Linked DNA regions of Homo sapiens: region 2 is linked to region 1. Evidence: read pairs that join two places in POLR2A ChIA-PET (ENCODE). Cell type or tissue: PC-9. All regions are shown on one strand.

Region 1 (8,000 bases):
CCAGTTTGGGGACAGGGCAATAGAGGCCCAGGATTTCCTTCCATTCTCTTTGGCCATCCTGAATTTCTCTGCTCACTGGGGTTTCTGTTACTTCTCTGATGCACCGTCCCTCACTTATTTTTGTTAAAATGTAGTTGTTTATTCATTGTTCTGGTTGTCATTGTGAGAGAGACGAGCACCAGGGGCTTCCAGTTGGCCATCTTGCTCAATGCCACGAATCTCCTGTAGATAGAAGTCTTTATTTGGTACTTTCTACTGATTTCTGATCAATATGATCTGAAGAGCTGTAGTTCTACTTTTGTTAGCAGACATACCATATATCTTCTCAATTACCTGTGTGAATGCACATATTTAATCATCCAGAGTCATGATGAACACACAGTTTTCCTGCTGTACCTCCCTTCCTACACATGCGTCTCTCTCATCTACCTGTAGAGGCACATTACTTAACCACACCGTAAATTGATTTTCTTAGTTTCTTCTTCCTAAGCACATTACTCCTTAGTTAGCTTTTAACCAACATTTGCAAGAAGGACTTACAATTTGTTTTGTTTGTTTGTTTGTTTGTTTGTTTGAGACAGAGTCTCACTCTGTTGCCCAGGCTGGAGTGCAGTGGTGCGATCTCATCTTACTGCACCCTCCGCCTGCTGGGTTCAAGCAGTTCTCCTGCCTTGGCCTCCAGAGTAGCTAGGACCACAGGCATGCACCACCACACCTGGCTAATTTTTTTTTTTTTTCAGTAGAGACGGGGTTTCAGCATGTTGGCCAGGCTGGTCTCGATCTCCTGACCTCAAATAATGCACCCACCTCAGCCTCCCAAAGGGCTGGGATTACGGGCTCACTCTGTCTCAAAAAACCAAAACAAAACCAAAACAAAAAAACAAAAAACACATTGAGTGATACATTATCAAACTGAGGTTGACCTTTTGAGGCAACTTGGAAGATGTTGTTTGTTCTTTTTATCCTAAGCTTAAGTTCCTTTTCTGCCTATCTACTTTCACTGGAAGGAGACATCCGACTACCTCCCTGCCTTTTAATAAATCTGCTCTAAACCATTGCATACAAGGTTAGGTATTCTATTTCTTTTTTTTCTTTTAATCTTTGAGGGAAGATGGGCTTTTAAAATTCTCATTTCCGTATCCATGAGCTGCCTTTGAATTGTTCCTTTTTATCAAATCAATTTTTATTACTACAAAATAAAGCCAATTCCTATATTCTGTTCTAATTAGAGATGAGGAATAGTTCTCATTCACTCTTACATATATTTAAACAATATTGCAACATCTTCTTTATATTTATTAAAATTTAAAATGAGGTGAGATTCTTAATTTTTCTTTCAAATTAAAACAAACAAACAAAACACCTGGGCATGGTGGCTCATGCCTGTAATCCCAGCACTTTGGGAGGCTGAGGCAGGAGGATTGCTTCAGCCCAGGAGTTTGAGACCAGCCTGGGCAACATAGGGAGACCCCATCTCTGCCAAAAATATTTTAAAAAATTAGCCAGGTGTGGTGGCTCATGCCTGTGGTCCCAGCTACTTGGGAGGCTGAAGCAGGAGGATCGCCTGAGCCTGGGAGTTCGAGGCTGTGGTGAGCTATGATTGCACCACTGAACTTAATGTATAAATATGAATCATTTTGGGAATAAATGAACAGGAAAGTATGACAGTTGCAGATGTTGAGATAGAGAAAAACATATGTGGAGACACACCAAGAGAGACGTAGACACATACAGAGGTATACAGAGGCAGAGCTAGGCAGAGAGAGACCTCAACAGAAACAAACCTTAGACATGCTCTTAAATCGGCCTGAATCTAAATCTATTGATTTAGATACTTTGAGTAATATAGGTGTATGGAGCATGTTTAAAGAAAACATAAATGAGAAACTGCTTTCCTTTTGACACCTCCTTCAAGAGATATGTTGGCCATTTTATAGGCACTGTTTTATTATCTGAGAAATGGTTCTTACAGAATCAGCAACTATAAAATTACATGTGGTATCAGAAGATAATGCCAGGGTATATATGTAGAACAATGTGTCTGTGACGGCTATCAATTTATTGGCTCAGCTCTGGAATAACCCTTCAATCAAGTGTCTGTGTAATGGGCAGGGTCCTTTTAAGCATCTTTTACAGTCAGCACGATGTTAAGCTCTCTCCATAGGGGGTGCTGTTGGGGCCCTTTGTGGCTGCTGCCTTATGGGTCAGTGGTATGGGTGTGAGGACATCTGATGGAGTTCTCTTCCAACCACTGCCTACAATTGGTGGTGCCTTGGGACCTTGAAGCCTCATTCTGGCCATAACCTTCTCCTGGGCCTGTGGATTACAAACTTGAGCCCTGAAAGATTCCTGCTGCATCAGTGCCCGGAAGGCCTTCTGCCAACACTGGCTCCTCACTCTCTGAAGATCCTGTGAGGATCACCTGTGACCTGGAGGGTTCCCACTGGGCAGCCACGCCTGCTGCAGGCCCCCACTCTGTGCACAGCCAGGCTGTTGGTTGCTGGTGGACTGACCCAGCCTGCACTCTGGAGGGTTGCTTCCTATGCGCTCAGGGACTGCAGACCAGTTCCAGCCTGGGCAAACCAGCTAACTTCCCTGCTATGTGGGTCGAGTTCAGTTCTCCAAGGAGGTCTGAACCTCAGGCTTGGGACTCTTTCCCAGTTTGTCTTTCCTTGAGTACTCTTCCTTAGCTCTAGGGTACCAGAGAGAATTTCCTTATGTCCTATAGTCACTCGTTTATCAGAATTTAATAACTCTTTATATAAATATTTCCCCTGTTCAACCTACTGTAAAGCAATAGCAATACCAGTGTTTAAGCAAGAAATACAGCTGCCTTTCCACCTAGAGAATAATTTATAGAATGAAGTAGGAATCAATGAGCCAGTTTTTTCATTCACAACTTTCTTCTTGCCTAATTTTGATTTTAGAGTTTCAAAATTGGGTGACAGCTGCTTTCATTTCTCAAAGAAAATGAACACAGTCTTGTTTCATTAGCTAAATTGTCAAATCCACACCAAGGAGAGGTTCTAACTCATATGTAGGATAACATTTGTGATGAAGCAACAGGAATCTGATTCCCACTAAATCAGTAAAGTTCCCACTGAAAAGGCCAGTTGATTAATTTCAGTCAGGGCAGAACTTAAAATTACTGGCAATGTGTGATAAAACTGATTCCTTTTGAGGAAAAATAATTAGTGCAATTAAATCTGAATAAGTGCATAACTTGTTTAAAACAGATCTAAAAAAGAGTAAACAGGGAACAAAATCTGTATCACAACCTTGGGGATTATATAAAAGTAGTGGAGACAGTATAAACTTATATAGCTAATAGAATAAATATGACAGGACTTTCAACTTCTGAGGTTATTTTTATTTTTAAATTTAACTTCAATTTCTGTTTATTTAAATTTTAAAAATTATTCAGATTATTAAATTCATGTTAGTCTTATTGTGATCATAACAGTAGGAACTGTACAGATGATTGGTAGTGGCTCTCAAATGTTAAAATACATCAGAATAACATGGGAAACCTGCTGAAATGCAGTTTCCAGCAGACTTGGTTTTGTCATAGCAATTGGTATTTTTAACAAGCATTCCAAGGATTCTGATGCAGATCGTATCCTGACCACACTTTGAGAAACCATTATTTAGTTTCTGAATGAGCTCCCCATTAAGAAATGTGAAGTTTTATTTAAAAATTAATAAGACAACCCTTTCTGATATTAAAATGGTCTTTATCATTTTATCCTATGCATCCCAAAGAGTTAAGGCAGCAGGAAATACTTTGTTCCCGATAATATATTCCTGTGTAGAAAAGCCCCTTCACATTCACTTGACCACTTTTTATACCTTGTAGGAAATGAAGTTATTTCTGGCTGTAGTTATTCCTTTTTCTAATAGTAAGGTGAATAAAATTCATGTTGTTCTAAAAGGAAAATAATAACTCCAACCTAACAATGAAGCCAGCACTACCATGGACAATTAAACTGAAGAGAAGTAAATTTGGAACCACATAAGAATAAAAAGCCAACATTTCCTTGGGTATCCAGAGACCCAGTATCTTAATAAGAGATGCCTGAATAACATACAAGTTTAAAGGTAGAGCTTAAAGCATATATTTACCATTTAAACTCATGAATTATTTTAGATGAGATATTAACAGTGGAGGAATAGGAAAACTGGGATGTCCCAGGTTGTTTCTCCTTTATAGCTCCCTCAAAGGACCTCAGTTAAGCCCACACTCCTCACCTTAAAAGACAGCCACTGATTCTTAGGGGTGGACCCAAACTTGTTAATCTTCTAGTCTGGAAACCAGCTGTGCAAAACAAACCCTAAAATGTTCCCATAGAGCAAAGGAAAAGATGTTTGGTTTCGACAGCATCTGGTCTCATAGAGAAACTCAGGCACTTTCACTGTGGATCCTCCCTTCATTCTTTGGGGTTAAGTGGCCACCGCAAGAAACAAAACAGCATGAGAAATGGCTGAGTCAACCAACATGTAGTGACATGCCCAGGAACTTCTCAAGTGGCCCAGGAAGTGGAGGCCTCCTGATTTTCTCGCAGGACATTGTCCTTTCCTGGAACCTTGCGGGTGGCTGGAGTATCTGCATTTGGAGTATTGCAAGATTATCTCACCTGAGTTCTGACCAGAAGTGTATCTCCAAAATTATCACATCCACAAAGACAATTATTGACTGTGAGCAAACATTCTCAGTGACATCACGCGTATTCTGAAACCCTGACCAACAACATGCTCCTTACTGTTCTCATGGTCTTGGCAAAGGATACTGTTGGGAGAAAGAAGAATGGTTTCTACTGTAAATGAGTTTTTAAAAATAGTGGGAGAAGAATGCAAAATAGGAAAGGGATAAATACATAGATTTCTAGCTAAACGCATTTAAAAGGAAACTTTGAAAATTTGGTTAGTGATTTCTTTAAAGTACAGAGGTCAAGTCCTATTACAATAAATATCACATCCACCTAAAAATTAGATTTCAAAGTCTCACTTGGTGCCTTACCCATTTCACATAACAGAACAAAGTTTCCACATAATGAAAGAATGGACACAATCCTAGGAGTGTCACAAGCTTTCAGATGTTTGTGGCATGCCAAGCAGCATTGCCTGTTACTGTGCTGTGGGAGTCAATTACTTTTATGTCTATAAATTAGAAAAGTGGCTGGGTGAAGTGGCTCATGCCTGTAATCCCAGCACTTCTGGGACCAAAGCGGAAGGATCCCTTGAGCCCAGGAGTTTGAAACCAGCCTGGGCAACATAGCGAGACCCCCGTCTCTATAAAAAATCAAAAAATTAGCCAAGCATAGTGGTGCACACCTGTGGTCCCAGCTACTTGGGAGGCTGAGATGGGAGGATGGCTTGAGCCTCAGAGGTTCAGACTGCAATGAGCTGTTATCGCACCACTCTGCACTCCAGCCTGGGCAACATAGTAAGACCCTTTCTCAAGAAAATAAATAAAAATTTTTGAGAAAGACTGAATATGTAAAATGTTCCCCAGTCAAATCCCGAAAAATGGTCATCTCGAAGAGTGTTGGGAACTGGGAGCCCCCTGGATTCCTCTGAGGAATTTCACTAAGAATAACTGTAGACGTTTGCTGGCTGTCTTCCACCTGGCTTGGCTTGTGAGGGCTCATTCAGTATCAGCAAGACACACAGGTAGTTACTGATGGAGTTAATTTCAGGCTCCCATGTTGGCCTAAGACTGATGACCATGCAGTGTGGCTGTTGAATGCTGTCACTGGTTCTACTGCTTTCCTGGGAGACAGGACCTCTGAATGAAAACATCCCTGGGAAACCAAGGTGCTGTCTTATTTGTATCAATGGAGTCATGCAGTATATAAGCTCCAAAGAACAAAGCCATAGCTTTGGTTGACTATGCAAAGGAAACTTCTGGGTGGCCAGTTGTTTATAAGTTAATCAAAAGACATCTCTACTGGAGACCCAAACTACAATTTTGATATTCTTACATAGGAGATAAAACTTCATTAAGTAATGAAAATGTACTAAGGGGAGAAGGAGCATTTGGTTCCCTTGTCATTTTTTTTTTTTTTTTACTTCAAAATTTTACTCCCCCAATTTTCTAAGACTGGCTACTATGAAACTCGTAAGCCCAAATCAACAAAGGTGGCCACCAGCCACAGATCAAACGTGAAAAAACAAATCTACCTCTAGCACAGCCTGGGATGTACTACCTGCTCAAAGTATAAGGCTACTGCCATCTCCAGCAGCTGTAAACATAGCCTGGCTGCCAGCCCATAACCTCCTCAGCCTTCCAGTTTGTTTTTATAAGCTTACAACTGGGGCTACAGAGTAACCTCTGAAATGTTATTATTGAAACATGATAAAGCAAAATCAGTCTTCAGAGGTTAAGGAGGCAGTTTTTAATCAAAGTGTGGTCAACAGGTTTGACATTTTAGAAAACATTTTTTTTTTTTAAAGCATCATTAAAACAGCCTCAATAAACAGGCCGTATTTAGCCCAAATCTTGTTCAGGAGAACAGCATGGGCTCCGTTTGAATTTTGTTGGATTCTGGACGTCCTCCTCCTATTATATAGGTCTGAGAGTTGTCTTTGTTAATAAAATTTAGCTTTGTTTCCCCACCAGTGATAATGACATGAAGCACTAGGAAATGATGCAATAACCGCAGTGCATGAGGCCTTCCTCCTGGGGAAGGTGTGAGACAGGAGGGGAGCAGGACTCCCCCATACTCAGTCCAGTGGAAGCGCAGAATGCCTGCTCGTGTTGGTAAAAATAAGACAGGAATGTAAGAAAAAAAGTCTTCACGCTCAACGTGACTATCTTTGGAATTCATTTCATTAAGGTTTTCACAAAATACAAAGCTCAAACGTAATCATCTATGTCCACCACAAAACAGAATCAAATAAGTGGTTAGCACAACAAACATAGTGATCTTTTCCATTTTAAAAAATATAAATAACAATGTTCAAGGTTTTACAGTTTTCTTAGTGTGTGTCTTTTTAAGGCTTTATGTTGCAGACCCTTCATTAATGGTACTTGTACCCTGCCATCAGGATACACTGCCCACCAGCAAGGAAGGCCACTGTGGATACATTCCTGAGGGGGACACACACTGATCCATGTTGCCTCAGCCTGTTAAAAACTAAATGATCAAACACCCTCCAATCAGTTCTCAGTTTCATTAACTTTCTTTCTACTACAAAGTAATAATAGAAAGGGGTACGTGTCCAGCAGCATTCGAGCTCTCAGAAGATCAATCAGGAAGGGCAAGAAGGAAAAAGGCTTCCTCCTGGAGAGAATTTTTTTCCTTTCATCAGGAACAAACACCAATAACCCAGATAGTTCAAACAGTGGTTTGTACTGAAACATTTTTCAGATTAAATAGTGTTGAGAGAAACAGTGATCTTTTGGTTGGGTATTTTAGAAGAGGTTAAAGTGGAGAGGTTAATGTTGGGAAAATACCACTGAAAGTACAGCCCCCAGCAGGAATGGGCTCACTCGTGAGGTTTGGGGGCAGAGCCAGGGCCCCAGCCTTGGGAATGAAATCTGAGGGCAGGCTCTCCAGCAGACACTTGACCTGCTCCTGGCCCAGCTTGATCTTGTCATCCAGCTTCCGTTGCTCAATGAGGAGCGTGGACTTCATTTTCACGAAGTGCTGGTAGTCCTGGAGCTGCTCCTCTGAAAGGTAATTGGCCAAGATGCCCAGCACTACTCGCTCCCTGCGATCCAGGTTCTCCTTCAGCTCCCGGGCATCCTCATGCTGACCAGCCAGGATCTTCCTTTTCTCGTAAAGAGAGCTCTGCCAGGGAAAATTGGACAGATCAATGAAGGCCAGGGAAAGGGAGAAAAGAGCCAGACTCCCTGCAAGGACACCTCTGACAGGACTGGGAAATATCTAAGCTCTATTCCTATTGTCACTCCTAAGTAAGGAGGCTAACTTTTTGAAAATCAGATTATCCTTATATTACATATTACAGCATTCTCTAAATTGTAACATCATAGGATA
Region 2 (8,000 bases), 780 kb before region 1:
GGGAAATATTAGAAAACCAGGTTCCTATCCTCAAAGGTGACTTTTCAAGGTTTGTAGGATTTGTTTATGCTATTGCTACCTTTGTGTAGCTATTATATCATCTTCTCTTGGAAAACTAATTACACATCCACCTAGGGAAATGCAGTTTCTTTAAGGCCAAACCTGGCTGCCATTCTTCCATCAATTTTTTTTTCCATGTCCTTCAGCTGTCTGCACTTCCTATTGCCTCTGTAACATGAGGTAGAAAGTGACCATCGTCATGACAGGCACAGGAATTATTTAGGTCCTTTTACTACTAGACGGTGAGTCCTTTGAGGGCAGGATCACCCTGTTTTACACTTGATAGATATTCAAATAATTGTTGGTTGCTGCAGGAAAGCAGAGGAAAGAACAATTAATTCTGGCTCCTACCTGAAAGGAAGGTCAGAACCACTATTATTGTAAAGGCGTCTGAATTGACCCTGCAAATATATATATATATTTTCCTGATGAAAACACTGTATGTTTAAAAACTGTTCTTAAGTGAGAAACAAACTCACAGTTAGTGAACAAGTCTGTGGCATAGAGAAGATTCAAATACTTTCTGCCCAAGATTCTACAAACACCAAATACCAGTATTAGCCTTTCTTCACTGACCCAGGTTGAATCTGAGTTGTGTTTGGGGGAGGAGAGGGAGGAATGTGTGTGCAAGAGCCCTGTGATCTGCCTACAGCTTATTCGTCTTCTCCCAGTTGAAGTGACTGCCCAGAGCAATGGTTTTTATAGTGTATTTTTAGCTGTAGAACCTCATCTTCTTTTTGCAAACAAATTTTTATCCATAATCCCTATATTCAGATGAAAATAAGTGAAAGGGAAGCTGTGCAAGTGAAGCAGGAGCCTGAGCCCCTCCATTCAGTTCCCTCTCATTGTGGAAGACAGTTGAGCTACAAAAGTTGAACCAAGGGATCAGTAGAACAGTTTGAAGACCACTGACACTCTGACACAGCCTAATGAAAATCCATGGAAAATGTGCTTGTGAAGCAAAATGGGTCCAGGAAAACCCCGTGTGGGCTCCCCAAGGTCTGTGGATGTTTATGTTTGGTTGCCCCCACCCTAACCCCTACCCCTGAAGAAATGGGGAACTTTGCTCCACAAAGGATTGCACCACAGGGACACAGCCTTTCTCTTTTCACTTCTCCACTGGGGTCCTTTCCGCACAATATCTGCTCCATCATGCCTTTTAGAGTGGAGAGCCATTTTACTTGGTAGGGGAGCTATATGTCATAATTAAGAGTTTGGGCTCCACAGTCTGTCAGGGTTAAAGTCCAGGCTCCAGCACTTGCTAGGTGCCCTGGGCAATGATTTAATCTTATTTTGTCCTAGCTTTCTTCACTGGTGGTATAGGAACAATAATAGCACATGCCTTAAAGGGTTGTTGTCAGATTAAATGAGATGACTATAAGTCCCTTTTTAACAGTTCCAGGTACAGAGTAAATGTTTGGTAAATGCTGGATATCATCAGGAACAATCAGGAACAGAATCTGTTTGTTTGCCTAATGCAGAACAGCTAGTTCAAGTGGCTCATTCTTTTTGCTTCTAATTTCCTGGGTCACTTGAACTTTCCCTGCTGGCTCCAAGTCAAACTTGCTGTCTTAGCCATCCCATCTGTGCCTGCTCCTCTGCATATGTACATTTCAGAAGTAGTACAGAACGTCCTGATACCACGGCTTTCCTCCCACTCTCTCTGCAGCAAATCTTTCATAACTGCCAGAAGTTTCTAGAAACTCCAGCTTTTGTTGGATCTAGTTTTCCTGAAAGCTACTTTGCTCTTCCTCTTACCATTCTTTTAACCTGACTTCTCTTGCTTGTATCATGAAAATTCGTACTTCAAAGAGTTTTTAATTAATACAAATGGGACCGGGTTCATAATTTCCAGGATCTGGTGCAAAATAAAAATGTGGGGTGTCTTGTTCACAATTATTAAGAATTTCAAGGTAGTGACAGCAGAGTATCAAACCAAGTGCAGGGCCGTCTGTCACATGCCCTCGAAACTGGCCCTGAGTACAAACATCAGCATATGGAAAAACTTTATGCCACAGACAGGATGAGATACTTCATTTACACAACGAGTTTTCCCTCACTTTTATACATGAAGATTTGAGGCATAGAAAGTATGTATGTCCCAAAGACACCTGTTCATTCCTCCCATAGAAGACAGTTATATAAAAAAGACAATATATTCTAACAATGAGGAGGAGAATTCCTATGAGGAAGAAGTTAACTCTGTTTTTCTGTATATTCCCCTGTAATTCTTCATTTTAATAAACGTCATAGAATCTCATCTTTCATCTGTCAGCAGTCTCATAAGAAGATCCCACTATTCTTGAGAGTGTTATACTCATTGTATTCAAGAGAAGTTAATTGTTCACTTTTCAGTGCTTCTTTTCTTGTGGTATGAGGAATTTCTCATAGCAGCCAAGGTTACTCTTCTGCTATCTTAATGCTGGTCTCCCCAGAAGTGGAGCCTGAGATAAGGATTTAATTATGGTGTCTAAGAAATGCAGGGAAGTAGAGATGAGGTGGGATTAATAAAAGGTGCATTATTAAGCCAGCTTCCAGATTAGTACATTGGACATTAATCTCGCAGGGAAACTGTAAGCTGTAGTGTAAACACAGCACAAAATTATCTCACCTGAGCGCCAAGGGAGCCAGGGAATTTAGACACTAACTCTCATCGGTCTTTGCTTGAGAACTGCTGTGTCTGGAATTGGTGGGTTCTTGGTCTCACTGACTTCAAGAATGAGGCTGCGGACCCTCCCGGTGAGCGTTACAGTTCTTAAAGGGGCGTCCGGAGTTTGTTCCTTCTGATGTTCTGACGTGTTTGGAGCTTCTTCCTTCTGGTGGGTTTCTAGTCTCACTGGCCTCAGGAGTGAAGCTACAGACCTTCGTGGTGAGTGTTACAGCTCATAAAGGCAGTGCGGACCCAAAGAGTGAGAAGCAGCAAGATTTATTGAAAAGAGTGAAAGAACAAAGCTTCCACAGTGTGGAAGGGGACCCATGGGGGTTGCCACTGCTGGCTCTGGCAGCCTGCTTTTATTCCCTTATCTGGCCCCACCCACATCCTGCTGATTGATCCATTTTACAGAGAGCTGATTGGTGTGTTTTACAGAGAGCTGATTGGTCCGTTTTGACAGAGTGCTGATTGATGCGTTTACAATCCCTGAGCTAGACACAAAAGTTCTCCAAATCCCCACTAGATTAGCTAGACACGGATCACTGATTGGTGCATTTACAAACCTTGAGCTAGACACAGGGTGCTGATTGGTATGTTTACAATCCTTTAGCTAGACATAAAGGTTCTCCAAGTCCCCACCAGATTAGCTAGATACAGAGTGCTGATTGGTGTGTTTACAAACCTTGAGCTAGACACAGAGTGCTGATTGGTGTATTTACAATCCCTTAGCTAGAAATAAAAGTTCTTCAAGTCCCCACCAGATTAGCCAGATACAGAATGCTGATTGGTGCATTCACAAACCTTGAGCTAGACACAGAGTACTGATTGGTGTGTCTACAATCCCTTAGCTAGACATAAAGGTTCTCCACGTCCCCACTAGACTCAGGAGCCCAGCTGGCTTCACCTGGTGGATCCTGCACCCCGGTGCAGGTGGAGCTTCCTGCCAATCCCGTGCCTTGTGCCCGCACTCCTCAGCCCTTGGGCAGTCGATGGGACCCAGCGCAGCAGAGCAGGGGGCGTTGCCCGTCAGGGAGGCTCAGGCCTCGCAGGAGCCCATGGTGGGGTGGGGGTTGGGGTGGCTGTAGGCGGGGCGGGGGGCTGCAGTGATGGGGGGGTGGGGGCAGCGGTGGGCAGGGGGTGGGAAGGCTTGTGCCGGGAGGGCTGCAGGTCCTGAGGCCTTCCCCACAGGGAGGCAGCTGAGGCCCCGCGAGAATTCGAGCGCAGCCCTGGTGGGCCAGCACTGCTGGGGGACCCGGCGCACCCTCCGCAGCTGCTGGCCCAGGTGCTAAGCTCCTCACTGCTTGCCGCTCCAAGTGCAGGGCCCACCAAGCCCACACCCACCCAGAACTTGTGCTGGCCCACAAGCACTGGGCGCAGCCCAGGTTCCCACCTGCGCCTTTCCCTCCACATCACCCCACAAGCAGAGGGAGCCAGCTCCAGCCTCGGCCAGCCCAGAGAGGGGCTCCCACAGTGCAGTGGTGGGCTGAAGGGCTCTTCAAGTGCTGCCAGAGTGTGCACCGAGGCCAAGGAGGTGCTGAGAGTGGGCAAGGGCTGCAAGGGCTGCCAGCACACCATCACCTCTCACTGCTGCAGGGGAGGCAAGGACCAGTCCAGCCCCTGCACTCTGGAATGCTAAGGGGCAGGGACATATAGGCAGGCTCTGAGAGCATCTGCTGCATCTGCAACAGAAAGCCTGAAAGATAGTCTTCGAAGCAGATGGTGCTACACTCCAAGATCAGCACTACTGATTATAAGCAGAACGATCTTGGCTAAGTTAGCCTCTAAGTATCAGGTTTTTCATCTGTAAACAGAAATAGCACCTTCAGGACTGTTGGGATAATTAGAACTGTATGAAGCATCAAACATGTGGCTGGCCCATGGTAGGCACTAATGGAGAACCACTTTTATATAGAGCTGCCATTAAATTATTTTTTAAAGTAGAACTTCTCAAACTTAAATATTGATAGGAATTACCTGCAGATCTTGTTAGAATGCAGATTCTGATCCTGCATATCTGGGTGGGGGACAATTTTCTACATTTCTAACAGGCCTCCAGGTAACACTGCTGTTCCTGGTCCATGGACCACACTTTTTGCAGCAAGGTTTCAAACCATTCTAAAATTTCACTTTAGTCACTAGGTACAATAGATCATACAATATTTTCCCTGGAAAATATAAGGTTTAATCTGTGGGTTTAATTGTACCTAAAACAGAAAAAGTTTAATTATAACCATGAGAACTGTTAGCCTTAAATGGAACATAACCAGCTTGTGTTAATCATCACTAATAAACTTAACTGCCTGGGGTTCCCAGGACAGAGCTATGCAAGAGAGGAAGTGCAGAGTGACAAATATATAGGATAGATAAGGATTTCAGCATCATGGGAAACCTAAGAAAATATAAAAATTATATCATTATTAGAGAATGAGGAAACAGAAGAGAGCCCAAGGGCATATCACTAAGTAATTCATGACATTAATACAAAATTAATGTAATCTGCTTCTAAATGTCTCCTATGTACAATACATTATATAGGGTAGTGGTGTGAAAGACCGTGCGTGATGTTTACAATCTGTTGAAGGGAACAGAAACATATATGAAGATACTAAGCAGTAAAAATGTGGCTAAATCCTTCTCACTGGTGGGAAAGCTTTGTTAGGCACTGGGAGGCTATTCTGGTCTGGAATACCTAAGAAAAGTACAGCTAGAAAGGAGACTTCAATTGAGCCTGGGAGGACAGCTGAGTCTTAGGTTTGAACACAGTGGGAATGTATAGAAAAAAGATCAGAACTTTAATAAAATGATTCTATAAGTTGTACCTCAAAAGGCATTGTTTAGGAATGTATGCTGCAGGGAACAGGGCTTGATCAAGAACAGTGGCCTACAGTGTACCTGTTGACCTTTGGCTGAGGCAGTTGGAGATAAAGAAGCAGGTGGCCAATTGCAGTGTCATTACTAAGATTGACTTTGGAGTCAGATCTGGGTTCCACACAGATTCCAATAAGAACTAGTAGCGTGACTTGGAAACACAATTCAACCTCAATCTCTATTTTCTTACTAAAGGCTTACTCAAGTTTACAAAATAGAATTGAAGTGATGATTAAATGAGATCATTCATGAAAGATTATCCATATATATACCCTTGCACAGGGCCTGGCTCATAGTAAATGTTTGATAAATAGTAAGTATTAACATATCCAAAACAAAAAAGAAAGACCAACAAAAAAAAGAAAAAGAAAGAAAACAACCTCATTGCTGTGGTCACAGAAGTGTTTATGACTAGGAAGTTCTAGGAAGTGAAGGGGTCACTGGAGCTCCAAGATATTTGGAAAGCACATTGAGCGTCAGGTTTTTTTTTTTTTTTTTTTGTGATGGAGTCTCGCTCTCTCACCCAGGCTGGAGTGCATTGGTGCCATCTCTGCTCACTGCAAGCTCCGTGTCCCAGGTTCACGCCAGTCTCCTGCCTCAGCCTCCTGAGTAGCTGGGACTACAGGCACCCGCCACCATGCCCGACTAATTTTTTGTATTTTTAGTAGAGACGGGGTTTCACAATGTTAGCCAGGGTGGTCTCGATCTCCTGACCTCGTGATCTGCCTGCCTCGGCCTCCCAAAATACTGGGATTACAGGTGTGAGCCACTGCGCCTGGCCAGAGTGTCAGGTTTTACTTTACTTTCAATCACACACACACACACACACACGGCATATTTAGTCCTTGAATGGAAGAAAGAGGTGGATGGTTGCTGTGCGATAGCTGTAATGTGTTCAAACTCTCCCCAGAATGAAGAAGCTATTGCCCCAGCTACTGGGAGTGCCTCCAGGTGAAGACAGCCACCCTTCTCAAGGTCGTCCACATCCAATGACTGTTTAACATGGGAGTATAAAGGCTCAGCCTTCTCACCCCAATTAGGAATATCTCTGAAGGGTCATTCCATTTTCAGAAATGGCCAAAGGGTCAACTGAAGCTTTATTTAGTCTGCATCATATCTCAATTTCTTCCTCTGCCCAGTCTCCTTCTTTCCCCTCTCTCCCCTCAGTCCCCTTTCTTCCCCAGGTGTTGGAGCCAAGGGAACCTCCTGATAAACCTTCTATATGATAGTCTTTATCTAGAGTCTGCTTCCTAGAGAGTCCAATCTGTGGCAGAAGGTACTGCTGGTGGTAGGCAGAGGACATACAATCCCAGCGTGAGATGGTTGTTTAGTTGTTAAAACAATCACAGTTGATGAAGTTGGATGGTATACTGGTGGAAGAAAATGCTGATATCTGACATTGGAGAAATAATGAGGAAAATACTAACTAGAGAGGCAATAGAATCGGGTGGCTTCACCAAGCTCAATTAAGGCCTTGAATAAAAAGATAAGCTAGGGGTGAAAGGCAGAGTTCTCCTTAGTAGCATAAGAAGAAGCTCTTGTTTCCTTCACAGAAGGTCCAAAAAAGTTGAGGATCAAGCCCAGAAAATAAGAGTAATGAATCCCAAAGGAGGTTCAACTCATAACATAGGCAGACCTGCTATGCCAGGGTCAGGGCCTTTGTTGAGTAAAAATAAGACCCTGACACGTGGTATGGGAACATTGCAGTTGATGCCCCCCATATCTTGAATCTTCATTTTCCTCTGATTCCTACAGAAGTGGTTTACTCCAGCTGAGTGCGGTGGCGCATTCCTGTAATTCCAGCACTTTGGAAGGCCAAGGCGGGCAGATCACCTGAGGTCAGGAGTTTGAAATCAGCCTGGCCAACATGGTGAAACCTCATCTCTACTAAAAATACAAAAACTAGCCAAGTATGGTGACTTACACCTGTAGTCCCAGTTACTTGGGAGGCTGAAGTGGGAGAATTGCTTGAATTTGGGAGGCAGAGGTTGCAGTGAGCTGAGATTGCTCCACTGTAGTCCAATCTGGGTGACACAGGGAGACTCCTTAAAAAAAAAAATTAGAAGTAGTTCACTCCTCCCTAGTAAGGGTTAGCCCTCTCCCCTTGCTCAAAGGCAATGCAGAAGCTTTTCCTTTTCAAGATAACAGGTGCCCATCTCAGGATCAAGGGCCACCTACATACTTGGCCATGGGCCTATACCTAGGGTTAAGTTGCTGCAAAAACAGCCAGAGGCATCTTAGAAGTGATAAAGGAACTTCAGGACCTAGCCATTTTTTATAAACAAGAACTAGAAGAGTATAGATAGTATTGGTTTCTAAGGGTTCTGGATCAAGGTGTCAGAGCATGTTGTTTGAAAAGAGAATTTAGCAGTTTGGGAGACTCTTCTAGGGTATGCGACTTGAAATTCTAGCAAGGACA

The links. Peaks named below come from ENCODE experiments on the same cell type or tissue, not always from the same donor. Only the 100,000 strongest peaks of a DNase experiment are listed, where the experiment ranks them.
Region 2: POLR2A ChIA-PET joins it to region 1 with 10 read pairs; 1 of 35 experiments calls an interaction of 5 or more read pairs at or near these places.

The regions. Positions count from the first base shown.
Region 1 is chr4:76,778,602-76,786,601 of GRCh38, reverse strand. SHROOM3 (shroom family member 3) reads right to left here. Exons shown (of 11, transcript NM_020859.4): 11 at 3,349-7,793. The coding sequence ends at 7,425. All of the region lies in intron 1 of SHROOM3-AS1 (SHROOM3 antisense RNA 1), which reads left to right. Among named protein-coding and RNA genes, the nearest start is that of SHROOM3-AS1, 20 kb to the left of the region's middle. RefSeq lists enhancers at 1-6, 4,372-4,666, 4,400-4,769, 3,901-4,860, 3,900-5,099 and silencers at 2,055-2,124, 2,175-2,224, 2,235-2,304. In PC-9, no CTCF peak of the experiment used is centred here; no DNase peak of the experiment used is centred here; H3K27ac peaks cover 412 bases.
Region 2 is chr4:77,558,003-77,566,002 of GRCh38, reverse strand. It overlaps a transcript of CXCL13 not described here. Among named protein-coding and RNA genes, the nearest start is that of CXCL13, 44 kb to the left of the region's middle. In PC-9, no CTCF peak of the experiment used is centred here; a DNase peak (open chromatin) is centred at 5,052.